Regions from separate parts of the Homo sapiens genome. Here region 2 is linked to region 1. A link is a contact called in ENCODE Hi-C or POLR2A ChIA-PET data. All regions are on one chromosome and are shown on one strand. Each heading gives the region's core, a stretch centred on a gene start or an enhancer-like site at or near the end of the contact. The rest is flanking DNA. Distances are from core to core; before and after follow the strand shown.

Region 1 (7,188 bases), core at 798-3,297:
TGCTTAAAATACCTCCACACCTAAAAAGGGAAAAAGATCAAATTAAACTGCCAATGTTACACCTTGTTTCATAAGCTCAACCAACCGTACCTCTGGGTCTCCAGCACTGCTCTAAGGTTCAAAGGATTCTCCTCGGTCTTTAACCTTCTGAGAAATATTTGTTTAAAAAATTCTAATGGCTTTCAGTAGAGGTACATTAATAGTACATAACAAGAGCCAAATCAAAATATATAATACATTTAATCACCAGGTTGAAAAAAAGACAATGCAAACTTTGAAGTAAAGAGAAAATTTCTGAGGCTTATAATTCTTTCGATCTATCTACAAGGTAATTAAAATACTGGGAACATAAAATTTCTATATAAAAACAAAAAATTAGCATGAAAAGATGAAGGGTGACAAGACTATACAAATAAATAGCATAAGGGCTTGTTAACCAAATCCTGGAATGTGAAAACTATGAAAGCAAGCCCTGGAAATTATAAAAAGGAGGCATTTGGGGAGCAAAGAAAACAAAGTCCTATTTTGCACCTTGTAAATTCATAGAACTTAGCTACCGGTCTTGAAAATATAAACACATTTGCAAGGTCATAATAACAAGGAAAGATGAACTGTTTGAGGTTCATTACTAATTCTTTGAGTCATTCCTTGAAATGTCCTTTCTCTGGTTTTACTGTCAGAAAGACAATGCTTTTAAACTGGAAGGAAATCTGGACTAATCTGTAATTTCTTATGTAGAGCTCCATCTGCTAAGATATACCATTAAAATTGCTCTTTTTCTAGGATTCAGGATGGATTTGAAAGTAGAAATATCAGTTTTGAGGGATAGTGGAAACAAGCAAAAAGTTGACGCTCTTTTTGAATACACCATTATCCCAATTTCTCCACAAACTGGCCTCTCTTACTAGTCTGTATCAAAAGGAACTTGTGGTAATTAGGCTGAAGGAAAAGCTAAGCGAGCTCAACAAGAGAGCAACAGCTCCCACACCACTCCTGTCCCCAACTTGAACAGCAACAGTAAGGAGGGAGGAGCATGGCCCATCAGTGTTGTGCTTATGTCCCTGGAGGTCCAGGGACATAAGCACCATCACAGTCATCATGGTGTTACAAGACGTAACCAGACACTGGAAGCTTTTAAATGAAAAAGTCTAAGAAACAACCATAAACATACAGCATCTACAGCGGCAAACTAAAGCCTGTACAGTTGAACGAACTATAATTTATCCATCTCTTCAGTTAGAGGTAGAGTGACTACTTCCTTTCTTCCTTCTTCATTTTTCTACAAATAATTGAGTTTGCTGTGTATAGGAATAACCGTAGGGAGACTTAATCTCTGCAACAAAACGAACATAGCACTAAAACTGTCCAACATCTGGAGGGTGCTCCGCAAAAGCCCGCTTCGACCCCCGTGCTCTCCCTAGAGATGGGACATGCGCCCCCGAACGTTGCAGAGGGAACAACTTCCCAGACTCCACTCTGGAGTACCCTTTTAATCTGCTCTAGAGCCCTAACTGACTGCACATGCCGCTCACCTGTAGTACACAGCCAGATGGCCCTCCTCAATCTTGTGGATGGAGGCGTAGAGCAGGACAGCCACCAACCCCACCACTGCAGCCACCAGAACCCGGGCTTGAGTCATATTCATTCTCGTTCCTCCTGGGAGCGGGAGAAAAGGACCCTCAGTCCCGTGAGTGACAGGTCCACCCCCTCCAGTTTCTACCCTCTCCCTCCGGAAACTTGGCGCTCTCTCGCAGGCTGAGCCGGGGAGTCCAGTACCCCTGTCCCCTCATTCTTCCCTTCTGGCTGAGCCCGCTGACCCCTTGCCAACTCCTCCGCCCCCGGAGGCCAGTGGGCCGCCCCTGCTCGGTGAGCTTCCTGAAACTCCCTCTCCCAAGGGTCGCTCCCGGGTGGAAGGCACTAACTGAGAAGAAGCCCAGCCGCAGGCTCGCGAGGAAAGCCGACCCCTCGGCCGCGCCTCACCGATCAGTGACGCATCGCCCCCGCCCGCACGTGCAGCCGACTCCCGCGCCGAGCCAACCGCCGCCAACAGCCGGCCCCGCCCACTCGCCCAGCACTGCGGCTGCGCGGGGACGCACACGGCGTAGCCCCGGCCCGCGGCTAGTGAGACGGGGAGCGCATGGGACAAAATTCTCCTAGCCGCGGGCCGCGCAGGCTCCTTTGGAGGCAAGTCGCTTTCTGTACACTGCTGGTTAACTGCTTCGGAAGAGGACAGCCCGCAGTCTGGAGTGAGCAGCGAAGCAGAGAAAAGGAGACGCCCTTTCGGACAAGGGACTGGTTGGTTTGTTCTTGTGCAGAGAACCCACTCGCTCACTCTCAAACGGTAGCTGTTCGGTTTATTTGTCCTTTTGCAGTGTATGCGGAGCCCCACTGTGTGGCACGCACTTGCTTCCGGCAGAGATCCTGCCCTTCAGGAGCAACTAAACTTGTTGCAAATAAAGTGCTGTGAAAGTTCAGAAGAGGAAGATATTAGATATAACGGCATCATTCTCTCGTTTTTTAAGTGTTCCTATTATGTGCCAGAATGCTGGTCCAGTGAGGGCTTTATGAAGGCCATCCAGACTACAGGAACAGAATTGCTAAGCACATGGGGCGGGAGGCGGAGGGAATCCTCCAGGGAGACCAAAGTAAGTACTTCAGTTTCCTTGAAGGCTTGTGTGATGGGAAGGAGTGCTATGGTAGGCGTCACTACATATTCTGTTCGTTTTAAATTAAAAAACCATGGGCACATATTGCCAAAAATAAAAAAGGGAAGGAAAAAGGTATAGTTGGGAGATAGATGAATACAAGAGAAATTAAGGACATTAATGGTTTAAGCCTTGAAAGGCTAGAGGTGGAACTATAACTGGACAAGGTGGACTAGGGTTGTAAAGTCCTCTAACCCAGCGGACGGGGTGGGGGTGTGTGTGGGTTGGGGATGAAACTGTTCCACTTCAGATCATCAGGCATTAGATTCTCACAGGGAGCCGGCAAACCTCACATGTGCAGTTCACAATAGGGTTCGCGTGCCTATGAGAATCTGATGCCACTCGCTAATCTGACAGCAGGCAGAGCTCAAGGCGATAATGCTCACTCGCCCGCCGCTCACCTCCTGCTATCCGGCTTGGTTCCTAACAGGCCACTGTCTGGTTCCGGTCCGCGGCCCAGGGCTTGGGGACCCCTGCCCTCTTGGGTAGGGAAGTATGGGAAAGCAGTGCTTTAGGGCCAATGAATCTATAAAACGGCTGAAAGTGGAGACAGACTGTTGGCAAGGAAGTCAAGTGGTTAGGAAACTGCAGGCCCAGGGTTACTTAGTAGTGGAAGTAAGAAGAGGTAAATAGAATCAATCCGTCTTCATTAAAGCAAGACTTCCCAGACCACTCTACCCACACCCTTCAATAAATACACTTACCTGTATCATTCATTTGATTTTTATTATCTAGGAATGTCTGGGACCTTATCTGTTCCAAATAAATGATATTTGCAGAGCTTAGCTATTTTAACTTCCAAAAAGCAAAAAGAATGGAAAATAACTTGCTCCATACCCTGTTTTCTGTAGACATTCTCTGAAGTTTTTCATAATATTGCTTAAAGAATGAAATGTATACAATTCACAACTGCCATTCCCCTCTGAAAAGTTGTTACCCACCAAAAAATAGTGGTCCAACTCATGCATCAAAAGCAAGTTTGGGGATCCCACTATAATAGTCTGTTCTGACTCACACCATCTGCCCAAATTATATAGATCAGGCTGCCCTGACATAACCCCAGCCACACACCAGCAGCGGCCCCCACGCTATAACAAATCTTTAACCAATTATTAAAATATTAGAAAATGCATGACCATTGAAAATAATCCTTAACAATAATTGCAATGCTTGGATGGCTTGTAATGTTCAGACTCCCAGATAAGCACTTTTACTATACTGCCTATGTTGTTTCAGATCTTGCCATCTAGCTTAATACCCTCCAAGTAACAGGTACCCAATAAATGTTTATTACTAAAATCTTCTAAAACCAGGGAAACAAGAGAGAGACTGCCTATTATAATAGATGACGAACAGTGATATGTGATGACTAAAAAATTTGGTTGACTAGGAAAATGATACCACTAGCAAAAATGGGGATGGTGGGGCTGTGACATCAGTTTATAGGGCAAGAATCGAGCATGTTTTTTAGATGTAGATAGTGGTGATAGGACATCTCAGAGGAAAACACTCTTAAAGAAGTTGCCCAATACTACCTTTACCATAAGTCCTATTATTCCTAAGGAAAGTACAGTTATTCTATGCTCTTAATTCCACTTCATGGAACCTTCATATTTTCCTAAGCCATATTCAACTGTTTTATTATAATCTGATTTTTATAATGAATAGAGATCAAGAAAGTAATTTAAAAACCATTTAATACACAAAGTGAAAAACTATTAGAATATAAAAGCATTTCACATTTTTTAAGACAAATAATATCTTCTAAATTACTTAGCAGATGATAGAGGTCCACAGTCCTTTCTCTGAAACCCTTGGGGCAAGTTGTTTCAGAATTATGAAATTTTAGATTTTAGAAAAGTAGTTTTGTGCATATACCATACTACATTAACCAGCCCTCACCACAGTCTGTGGCAGCAGCCCTCCCTCTCATCATCAAGCAGCAAAATAAAGGAATATTCACACTAAATGGGATAAAAAGATTCAAGGTCAGTTCAGATTAGATTGCAAGCAAATGAATTTTGTCACCAAGCTTATGGAAACCTTGTTTTCAGAGCTTTTTGGATTTTGGAATTACAATTACAGATAAAGGAGTGCAGACCTTTATAAATTTGTATGACAAGACATGAAAGATTGTTTAAACAAATGACTCATTTTTACAAATGAAAAAACATGTAATTTTCAAATACATTATAAATTAACAGGCATCTTCTCTTTGATATTATTAAATGTACATCTTAAATACATATACACACAACAACATGATTTATGAAAGCCAACTAATATTAGAAGCACAGATACACAATCCCTTCGATGAGAAGGGGATACTGTTAAATTTTCAGTGGAATTTAAAATGATTACACCAACTCCTTATGATGCCAGGAAGAGAACCTGTTCAGTGCAACACAAGGAGGTAGAATTTATTCTTCAAGAAATAGAACTTGTGAGCAGCCTTTTTAGAAAAAAACACAGGTAGACTTTTACTTAAAATGCCTATTACTTGAGGTTTTCTTCTCTGTATACAAAACTACATTTGGTCTTACGCCCAAAAGTTAAAAGTTGACACTAATACATAGAAGGTATTTTTAATCAGTTAAATAAGTAATGTTTTACCAAGACTGAAGGCAAATGTGTCGTGATGATGCTTCTAAATAGCTGTGGTATTAAAACAAATATTCAAACAAGTACATTGACTTTTTCTAAATTCCTGTCTGTTTAGAGGCTTGAATTACTCAAAACTGTTATACTTGTAAAATCATGTTCTTCTGATCATAGTAGAAATGTAGTTTCTGTTCATAGCCATTTCTTCCATTGACTGATGTCTGAAGAATGGTTTCATGGGGGAAAAACACATTTCCAACATGTATAGCAACAACTTCCATAGGTTTGGGGACAGTGAACAAGTGACAACTCATTCTGTTAACCAACTCCAATCAAGATTCTAAAACCAGGCATGAAAAAGTTACAATTAGATGTTGACTATAAGTTATAAGTATATGGGTGTTCATTTTTGCAAGTTTTCTGTTTGGACATTTCATAATCAAAAGTTGAAAAATCATTTCATTTACCTTATTTCCTGATTTAAAAAAATTTCAGAGTTTTTTTCATAAATATTTGAAGTAAACAATTATTCTTTCCTTTTCTTTTCTTTTTTTTTTTTTTCTTAAGAGAGCAGGATCTTGCTATGTTGCCAAGCTGGAGTACAGTGGCTATTCACAAGTCCAATCATAATGCACTGCAGCCTTGAACTCCTGGGCTCATGCAATCCTTCTGCCTCAGCCTCCCTAGTAACTCGGACTACAGGTACATGTCATATGGCTGGCCACCATTATCCTTTTTTTTTTTTTTTTTCCCCGAGACAAAGTCTCACTCTGTCACAGGCTGGAGTGCAATGGCAGGATTACGGCTCACTGCAGCCTGAAACTCTTGAACTCAAGCGATCTTCCTGCCTCAGCCTCCCAAGTAGCTGGGACCACAGGTGTGTGCCACCACACCTGGCCAATTTTTATATTTTTTATAAAGACAGGGTTTCCCATGTTGGCCAGGCTAGTCTCAAACTCCTGGGCTCAAGCAATCCACCTGCCTTGGCCTCCCAAAGTGCTAGGATTACAGGCGTGAGCCACCATGCCTGGCCACTGCTATTTTTCTTAATGAAAGAGGAAATGTACAGAATTGACATTAAGACTAAATGCAGGAAAAATTGATTCAGTAGACATTTTATGGTAATTTCCTCAAGTTTTAACAAATCAGTAGTTTATAGTAACCAAATCTTAACACACACTTATTATTACAACTATATTAACATAATTTATTTTCTATTCGGGAGGTACCATATCTGAATTAAAGTACAAGTCCCATCTTAATGGAGAAAATTGATTGCTGAAGCAAAAAGGTACAGAACAAACCATTCAATTTCAATGGTCACATTGTGAAGAAGCTTACCACTCATTTAATTTGACCAAAAATGCTATTATTGAAGATAATTGATGACATAATCCTAGTATATCCCTGAGTAACGGCAGATAAGGATTTAAGGTTGAGGATATTCCCCAAATGCTCTTTCCTCTTGAGTTCTTCTATTTCCCATATGCATCCCAAATGCCAGATAAGGCTAGCATGGAAAGTTAAACCTTTTGCACCCAACATAGCCAAAGCAGGCACCCATATCCACACAAAACTTACCATCATACTATTGCCCTGTTCCTCATTTGCCTCATGAATAATAGTGCTTAAATGGCCAAGGCAGTTCAAATTTTCTTCTATCATTTGTGCTGAAGTCTCCCTGTGAGATGAAAGAACAAAGCCTTTTCAAACTCAGGAAAAGGGCATATGAATTTCCTCTACTTTCTAGTCTTCTAGGTTAGCAAGATCACTAGCCTTCCTGTAACCCAGTACCCCAGTGCAGTTGACTCCTGTAGTCTTTAGTTTCCTCATCCCTCCCTACAGAGGCAGAGTCCTGTTAAGACCAGGCTGCTGCCTCTAC
Region 2 (7,921 bases), core at 19-2,518, 3.2 Mb after region 1:
CGGGATCTCGGCTCACTGCAACCTCCGTCTCCCGGGTTCAAGCTCTTCTTCTGTCTCAGCCTCCCGAGTAGCTGGGATTACAGGGGCGCACCACCATGCCTGGCTAATTTTTTGTATTTTTAGTAGAGGCGGGGTTTTGCCGTGTTGGTCAGGCTGGTCTCTAATTCCTGATCTCATGATCCGCCCGCCTCGGCCTCCCAAAGTGCTGGGGTTACAGGCGTGAGCCACCGCACCTGGCGTTAAAAACTTTTTATTGAAATGTAATGTATACGGGCCAGGCGCAGTGGTTCACGCCTGTAATCCCAGCACTTTGGGAGGCTGAGGCCGGTGGATCACCTGAGGTCAGGAGTTGGAGACCAGCCTCGCCAACATGGCGAAACCCTGTCTCTACTGAAAATACAAAAATTAGCCGGGCGTGGTGGCACACGTCTGTAATCCCAGCTACTCGGGAGGCTCAGGCAGGAGAATCGCTTGAACCCAGGAGGCAGAGATTGCAGTGAGCTGAGATCGGGCCACTGCACTCCAGCCTGGGCGACAGAGCGACACTCCGTCTCAAAAGTTAAATAAATAAATAAATGTAATGTAATGCATGCAGCTCGATTAACTTTTACAAAAGTAAAAATGACAAAAAAAAAAAAAAAGTAAGCACTATTCAGGTCAAAATGTAAAACTACCAGTATCTCGGAAGCCTCCCTCTGGCAAATGGTATATGTTTTTGAGTTAAATACGTGGATTCGAATGTTGACATTTGGACTTTCTTCTTGCCTCTGGTAAGTTATTTAACCTCTCTTGGTTTCAACTGAGCCATCTGCGAGGTGGGGATAATATTACCTCATAAGATTATTTAATTGTAGCAGGGCGTGGTGGCGCATGCCTGTAATCCTAGCTACTGGGGAGGCTGAGGCAGGAGAATCGCTTAACAGCCTGGGCGACAAGAGCGAAACTCCGTCTCAAAAAAAAAAAAAAGAAAAAAGAAAAAGATTATTGAATTGAAGGAGATCACATAATGTAAAACATCTATCATAATGCCTAAATATAGCTGGCCTGCAATAAATGGCAATTATTCTCAGGCAAATGTAATAGGTGGTCACCAATGCCCACTTCCTGCCTTTCTTTCGCTCGGTTTTGAAAGTTGCTCTCTTTCCTATTCCGTTTCTCCTTCCTTTTCGCTCCTCCTACTGCCGTAAATGGCCTACTAGAGTTGTCGTGAAATGCTCCTCCCCGCCCTCCATGTGGCGAAAATGCAATCACGCTTGACGGCGCGAGGTGGCTCAGCCGCAAGATGGCGGCGCTGGCGGAGGAGCAGACGGAGGTGGCGGTCAAGCTAGAGCCTGAGGGACCGCCAACGCTGCTACCTCCGCAGGCGGGGGACGGCGCAGGCGAGGGTAGCGGCGGCACTACCAACAACGGCCCCAACGGCGGCGGCGGGAACGTTGCGGCGTCGTCGTCCACTGGCGGGGATGGCGGGACCCCCAAGCCCACGGTGGCTGTCTCCGCCGCTGCCCCGGCGGGGGCGGCCCCGGTGCCCGCCGCTGCTCCGGACGCCGGCGCTCCGCATGACCGACAGACTCTACTGGCCGTGCTGCAGTTCCTACGGCAGAGCAAACTCCGCGAGGCCGAAGAGGCGCTGCGCCGTGAGGCCGGGCTGCTGGAGGAGGCAGTGGCGGGCTCCGGAGCCCCGGGAGAGGTGGACAGCGCCGGCGCTGAGGTGACCAGCGCGCTTCTCAGCCGGGTGACCGCCTCGGCCCCTGGCCCTGCGGCCCCCGACCCTCCGGGCACTGGCGCTTCGGGGGCCACGGTCGTCTCAGGTTCAGCCTCAGGTCCTGCGGCTCCGGGTAAAGGTGAGCCGTGGGGTCCCGGGTAGGTACGGCCGCCGCGAAGGGGAGCAAGCCGGTAAGGCAGGGGCTGGCAGGCCTGCACCTCTGCGGGCTTGTTTTGAATTTCCTGGGCCCGCCTCTAGGGCCACATGCCCGCCCCTTTCTCTAGTGCGCGGGCTGCGCAGTCAAACCCCCTTCCGAGCTGTCAGTTCCAGTGAGAAGCTGAGGAGAGCTGTTGAGCAGAGGGATGTATGGGGAAGGTGAGCGCGGAGAGGCGGGATCTTCACGCTCTTGGTCCCTTTCCTTTCATTTGGGCTTTTGAGCCTTGGGCAGGTCCGCATGACACTAACAGTGTTTGTACAGTTTCGTACTAGCGTACTTTAAGTACTGTAAGTACTTTATTTTCTCTTTATTTCTTTAGTTCCTCTTAAAAGATGTGTTGATAAATACTTTATAGATTTTTTTTTTTTTTGAGACGGAAACTTGCTCTGTTGCCCAGGTTGGAGTGCAGTGGCGCAATCTTGGCTCACTGCAACCTCCGCCTCCCGGGTTCAAGCAATTCTCCTGCCTCAGCCTCCCGCGTAGGTGGGACTACAGGCTCCTACTGCCACGGCCGGCTAATTTTTGTATTTTTAGTAGAGGCGGGCTTTCACCATGTTGGTCAGGCTGGTCTCGAAATCCTGACCTCAGATGATCCACCTGCCTCGGCCTCCTACAGTGCTGGGATTACAGGCGTGAGACACCGCGCCCGGCCGCCATACAATATACCCTTGTAACAGTCCTGCACATCATGTACCCCCTGAATCTCAGCTAAAAGTTGAATTTTTTTTCTTTTTCTTTTTTTCTTTTTTTGAGACGGAGTCTTGCTCTGTCGCCCAGGCTGGAGTACAGTGGCGTGATCTTAGCTCACTGCAACCTCTGCCTCCCAGATTTAAGCGATTCTCCTGCCTCAGCCTCCCGAATAGGTGGGACTACTGGCACGCGCCACCACGCCCGGCTAATTTTTAAAAATATATTTTTAGTAGAGATGGGGTTTCGCCATATTGGTCAGGCTGGTCTTGAATTCCTGACCTCGTGATGCACCCACCTCTGCGTCCCAAAGTGCTGGGATTACAGGCATGAGCCACCGCACCCGGCTGAAATTTTAAAAATATATATGGGCTGAGTACCACCAGTGTTAAGTCTTTGGAGGATGCAGGTTCCTGGGCATCACTTCAGACTTAGTGAATCAGGTCCTCTAGAGGTGGAATCTGGGAATCTTCACTTTTGAATAAGTGCTTCTAAGGAGTATTGACATATGGCAGCTTGAGAGCCATGTGTTTAGGCATGGGCATTGGACAGACCTTTTTGTCTTTGCTGCATTTACTTGTGTGATGCTGATTGTCATTATTTTTTTAGTTTTTAATTTTTTTTACCTTCGTATTGGCCGGGCGTCGTGGCTCATGCCTGTGAATCTCAGCACTTTGGGAGGCTGAGGCGGGTGGATCACCTGAGGTCAGGAGTTTGAGACCAGGCTGGCCGACATGGCGAAACCCCCTTTCTACTAGAAATACAAAAATTAGCCGGGCGTGGTGGCGCATGCCTGTAATCCCAGCTACTTGGGGGGCTGAGGCAGGAGAATCACTTGACCCCGGGAGGCTGAGGTTGCAGTGAGCCAAGATTGCGCCACTGCACTCCAACCTGGGTGATAGAACGAGACTCTGTCTCAAAAAAAAAATTTTTTTTTTACATTAATATTGTCAGGAGGCAGGTCATTCTCATGTTGAATTTTCTCTCTCTATTAAATGAGTGGTTATGAGGCTTTTTTTTTTTTTTTTTTTTGACTGAGTCTCGCTCTGTCGGCCAGGCTGGAGTGCAGTGGTGTGATCTTGGCTCACTGCAACCTCCGCCTCCCAGGTTCAAGCGATTCTCCTGCCTCAGCCTCCCGAGTAGGTGGGACCACAGGCACGTGCCACCATGCCTGGCTAATTTTTTTTGTATTTTTATTAGAGACGGGGTTTCACCGTGGTAGCCAGGATGGTCTCGATCTCCTGACCTTGTGATCCACCCGCCTTGGTCTCCCAAAGTGCTGGGATTACAGGCGTGAGCCACCGTGCCCGGCCACTTGAGGCACTTATAATATCTATATGTAAAATGTTTGGTATGGATAAGTTTATGCCTCTGTGTATGTACCTGAAACCTGAGCCCCTCCTTTCTCCCAGCAACTGTTGTCACAAATCCATGCAGTAAAACTCATATACCGTATAAGGTATCAAAGGTGATCCTGAGCTAACAATAAATGTTTATTGAATTACCCAGTGCAGAGCTTTTAGCCAAATTAGTCTGTATGAGGCCTAATTTTTGCAGCATTGCCAGAAATGAAGTATTCATACATAGCATTGTATTCATACCTCATTGTAATCCGTAAATAGAAATGTGTGCAGATGTGATTGAAGGCCGGGCTCGGTGGCTCACGCCTGTAGTCCCAGCACTTTGGGAGGCCAAGGCGGGTGGGTCACTTGAGGTCAGGAGATCAAGACCAGCTTGGCCAACATGGTGAAACCCCATCTCTACTAAAAATACAAAAAAATTAGCTGGGCGTGGTGGCATGTGCCTGTTGCCCCAGCTACTCAGGAGGCTGAGGCAGGTGAACCACTTTAACCCAGGCGGCAGAAGTTGCAGTGAGCTGAGATCAAGCCATTGTGCTCTGGCACGGGTGACAGAGCAAAACTCCGTCTTTACAAAAAAAAAAAAAAAGAGAGAGGAATCTTTTTTGAATGTTGAATTTTGTGAATGAACTATAAGATGAATTATATTGTTGGTTATTTTGCTGTAATCTCAGATCTCTTCAGAAACTTGACCTAATTATAGATCATAACTGAGAAATCAGTAAGGAGGAAAAGAGGCCATCAGAGTAACCAAAGAAATTATCACATTTCTGCAGTAAAGAGCAAAGTGTACTATAATGGCAACTTACAGAAATTTCCAACAACCAAATTCTGATTTAATTGACAGATTAATTGACTGATTTAATTGACAGATGTATTGTTAGGTGGTGCTGTATTACCAATAAATACTTACGTTTTCTGTTTTGAAGTGGTGGTTATGGAAATTGTCTTAAGCATATAACTATCTTTTGAAGATATAAATAAGGCATGGTCCTTCCCACCCTTAAGTACTTACATTTTGTAAGGGGTAAGAGATGTATATAATGTGAAGGGAACACAGGATAGGATATGTTACAAGAATGTTACACAGTGCTTGGGTGGCCCAGAGAGCTGGGAATGTTACTGCAGTGCATGGCTTGGTCGTGGTGGGTGCCATTTGCACAGAGCATTGAGAGAAAGTTAATGTAGTTGTTTGATTTGCACATATCTTTTATACAATTTGTCTTTAACATCAGGTAGTTCCAGGAGAAATACTGACTCCTTGTTATTGTTTTTTTTTTTTTTGAGACGGAGTCTTGCTCTGTCACCAGGCTGGAGTGCAGTGGAGCGATCTTGGCTCACTACAACCTCTGCCTCCTGGGTTCAAGTGATTCTCATGCCTTTGCCTCCCGAGTAGCTGGGATTACAGGCACGTCTCATCACACCCAGCTAATTTTTGTATTTTTAGTAGAGACGGGGTTTCACTATGTTGGCCAGGCTGGTCTTGAACTTCTGACCTTGTGATCTGCCCGCCTCAGCCTCTCAAAGTGCTGGGATTACAGGTGTGAGCCACCGTGTTGGCCTGTTATTGTTATCTTAAGATATGGGTGTGCTGATGGGTTTCGGTTTGGGTGATGAAACAAGTGAAAAAAATTCCATTAAAAGATTATGGCTGGGCGCGGTGGCTCGTACTTTTTTTTTTGAGATGGAGTCTTGCTCTGTCGCCCAGGCTGGAGTGCAGTGGCGCGATCTCGGCTCACTGCATCCTCCACCTCCCGAGTTCATGCCATTCTCCTGCCTCAGCCTCCCGAGTAGCTGGGACTACAGGCGCCCACTACCACGCCTGGCTAATTTTTTGTGTTTTTAGTAGAGACGGGGTTTCACTGTGTTAGCCAGGATGGCCTCGATCTCCTGACCTCGTGATCCACCTGTCTCAGCCTCCCAAAGTGCTGGGATTACAGGCGGGAGCCACCGCACCCGGCGGCTCATACTCGTAATCCCAGCACTTTGGGAGGCAGGTGGATCACTTGTGGTCAGGAGTTTGAGACTAGCCTGGTCAACATAGTGAAACCCCGTCTCTACTAAAAATACAAAAATTAGCTGGGCATAGTGGTGCATGCCTGTAATCCCAGCTACTTAGGAGGCTGAGGCAGGAGAATCGCTTGAACCCGAGATGGGGAGGTTGCAGTGAGCCGAGATTGTGCATTGCACTACAGCCTGGGCGACAAGAGTGAAACTCCATCTTAAAAAGAAAAAAAAAAAAGACTACGTGGGCCAGGTGTGGTGCCTCATGCCTGTAATTCCAACACTTTGGGAGGCCGAGGCGGGAGGATCACAAGGTCAAGATATCAAGACCATCCTGGCCAACATGGTGAAACCCTGTCTCTACTGAAAATATGAAAATTAGCTGGGCATGGTGGCACACGCTTGTAGTCCCAGCTACTTGGGAGGCCGAGGCAAGACACTCGCCTGCGAGGTGGAGGTTGCAGTGAGCCGAGATCTCCCCACCGCCCTCCAGCCTGGCGACAGAGCCAGACTCCCTCTCAAAAAAAAAAAAAAAAGATTATGTGATTGTGTTGAGGAAGAGACAGTGGGAAGAAAGAGACAACAGTCTGAGAAACAACTCACCTGTGGGCTTTAACAATACAGCCATAGTCACATGGTCATAATAGGTCATTTTCTTAAAAGTTTTTTGTTTTTTAAATAGTTGGAAGTGTTGCTGTGGAAGACCAGCCAGATGTCAGTGCCGTGTTGTCAGCCTACAACCAACAAGGAGATCCCACAATGTATGAAGAATACTATAGTGGACTGAAACACTTCATTGAATGTTCCCTGGACTGCCATCGGGCAGAGTTGTCCCAACTTTTTTATCCTCTGTTTGTGCACATGTACTTGGAGCTAGTCTACAATCAACATGAGAATGAAGCAAAGTCATTCTTTGAGAAGTATGTAAATTTTTACATATATATATATACACACATACGTAGTGTGTGTGTGTGCGTGCATATGTTTTCACATCTGTAACCACAAAAATGTAAGACTGCAACTTAAAAAGTACGTTGTGAAGGAGAGGTACCTGAGGCTATGAGAACTTAAAATGTGGGGTTTGATCTAGCTGGAGAAGTCAGAGAAGGCTTCCAGAGGAAATGATACTTGAAGTGAGATTTGAGATCTGAAGATTAGGTAGGAGTTAACCAGATGAAGAGAAGAGGGAAAAGCATGTGTAAAAGCTCTCTGGTGGGAAGGATCCTGGTAGGTACAGAGGCTGAAAGATGGCCAGGGTAGCTGGAGCAGAGAATGGGATGGGGGTGTGGTATACTATGAAGCTGGGAATTGGTTAGGGACTGGAACAGTAGGCAGGTTCTATTGTTAAAGTGAAGGCATTGAAAAAAAAGGATAGGCAGGTTTTTGGGCCATGTTGAGGGTCTTTGTTTATCCTAAGAGCAGTAGGGAGTTGTATTGGATAGGATTAGATTTGGTTGAGAGTCACTGAAAACTCATCAACAATGGCATAAATAAAAGTTTATTTTTGCCTTTATCTTAAGAAAACTAGGAAGCAGTGTTAGGATTCGATTAGAATAAGAGTAACTGAGAACCCAAACAACAGAGGTTTAAATACAATAAAAGTTTGTTTATTTTTCTCGTAAATGTGGGACATTCGGGATTGGTGTGGTGGGTTCTTCATTACCAGGGCCCCAAGCTCCCTCGGTCTTGTTGCTCTCTCATGCTTTTCATGCAATTTCCACCTTGTGGCATAAGATGGTTTTCCTGCTCTAAGCAGTCACATCAGTGTGCCAGTCAGCAGGTAGGGCACACGGAAACTGCACACACTTCTTCCTTTTATATCTTAACAGTCAGTGGCCACACCTAGCTACAAGGGAAATAAGAAATGTAGTCTTTACCTAAGTGTCTATGTGCCCAGCTGATATTCAGGTTTTCTTTTATGGAGGAAGACAGGAAAAATGGATATTTGGGGAG

What was found. A loop is a pair of places that touch in the nucleus more often than their neighbours do. ChIA-PET counts read pairs that join two places held with the same protein, here RNA polymerase II (POLR2A). Pooled maps may share reads with other maps.
Region 2: a loop to region 1 is called in a map of CD8-positive, alpha-beta T cell, with 18 times the contacts of the local background. The contact joins the promoter of TAF5 here to the promoter of ERLIN1 in region 1. A Hi-C loop is called at or near these places in 1 of 168 maps with a recorded cell type or tissue (CD8-positive, alpha-beta T cell), 1 of 37 single-sample maps with no recorded cell type and 3 of 50 pooled maps. POLR2A ChIA-PET finds 5 or more read pairs at or near these places in 2 of 52 experiments (H1 and activated CD4-positive, alpha-beta T cell).

The regions. Positions count from the first base shown.
Region 1 is chr10:100,183,982-100,191,169 of GRCh38, forward strand. ERLIN1 (ER lipid raft associated 1) reads right to left here and starts at 2,048. Exons shown (of 11, transcript NM_006459.4): 1 at 1,533-2,048. The coding sequence starts at 1,645. CHUK (component of inhibitor of nuclear factor kappa B kinase complex) reads right to left here. Exons shown (of 21, transcript NM_001278.5): 20 at 6,888-6,987; 21 at 4,319-5,646. The coding sequence ends at 5,617. RefSeq lists a silencer at 1,946-2,095 and an enhancer at 2,266-2,415.
Region 2 is chr10:103,366,708-103,374,628 of GRCh38, forward strand. TAF5 (TATA-box binding protein associated factor 5) reads left to right here and starts at 1,269. Exons shown (of 11, transcript NM_006951.5): 1 at 1,269-1,841; 2 at 6,651-6,888. The coding sequence starts at 1,283. RefSeq lists enhancers at 1,085-1,379, 1,132-1,371, 2,502-2,571 and a silencer at 1,502-2,041.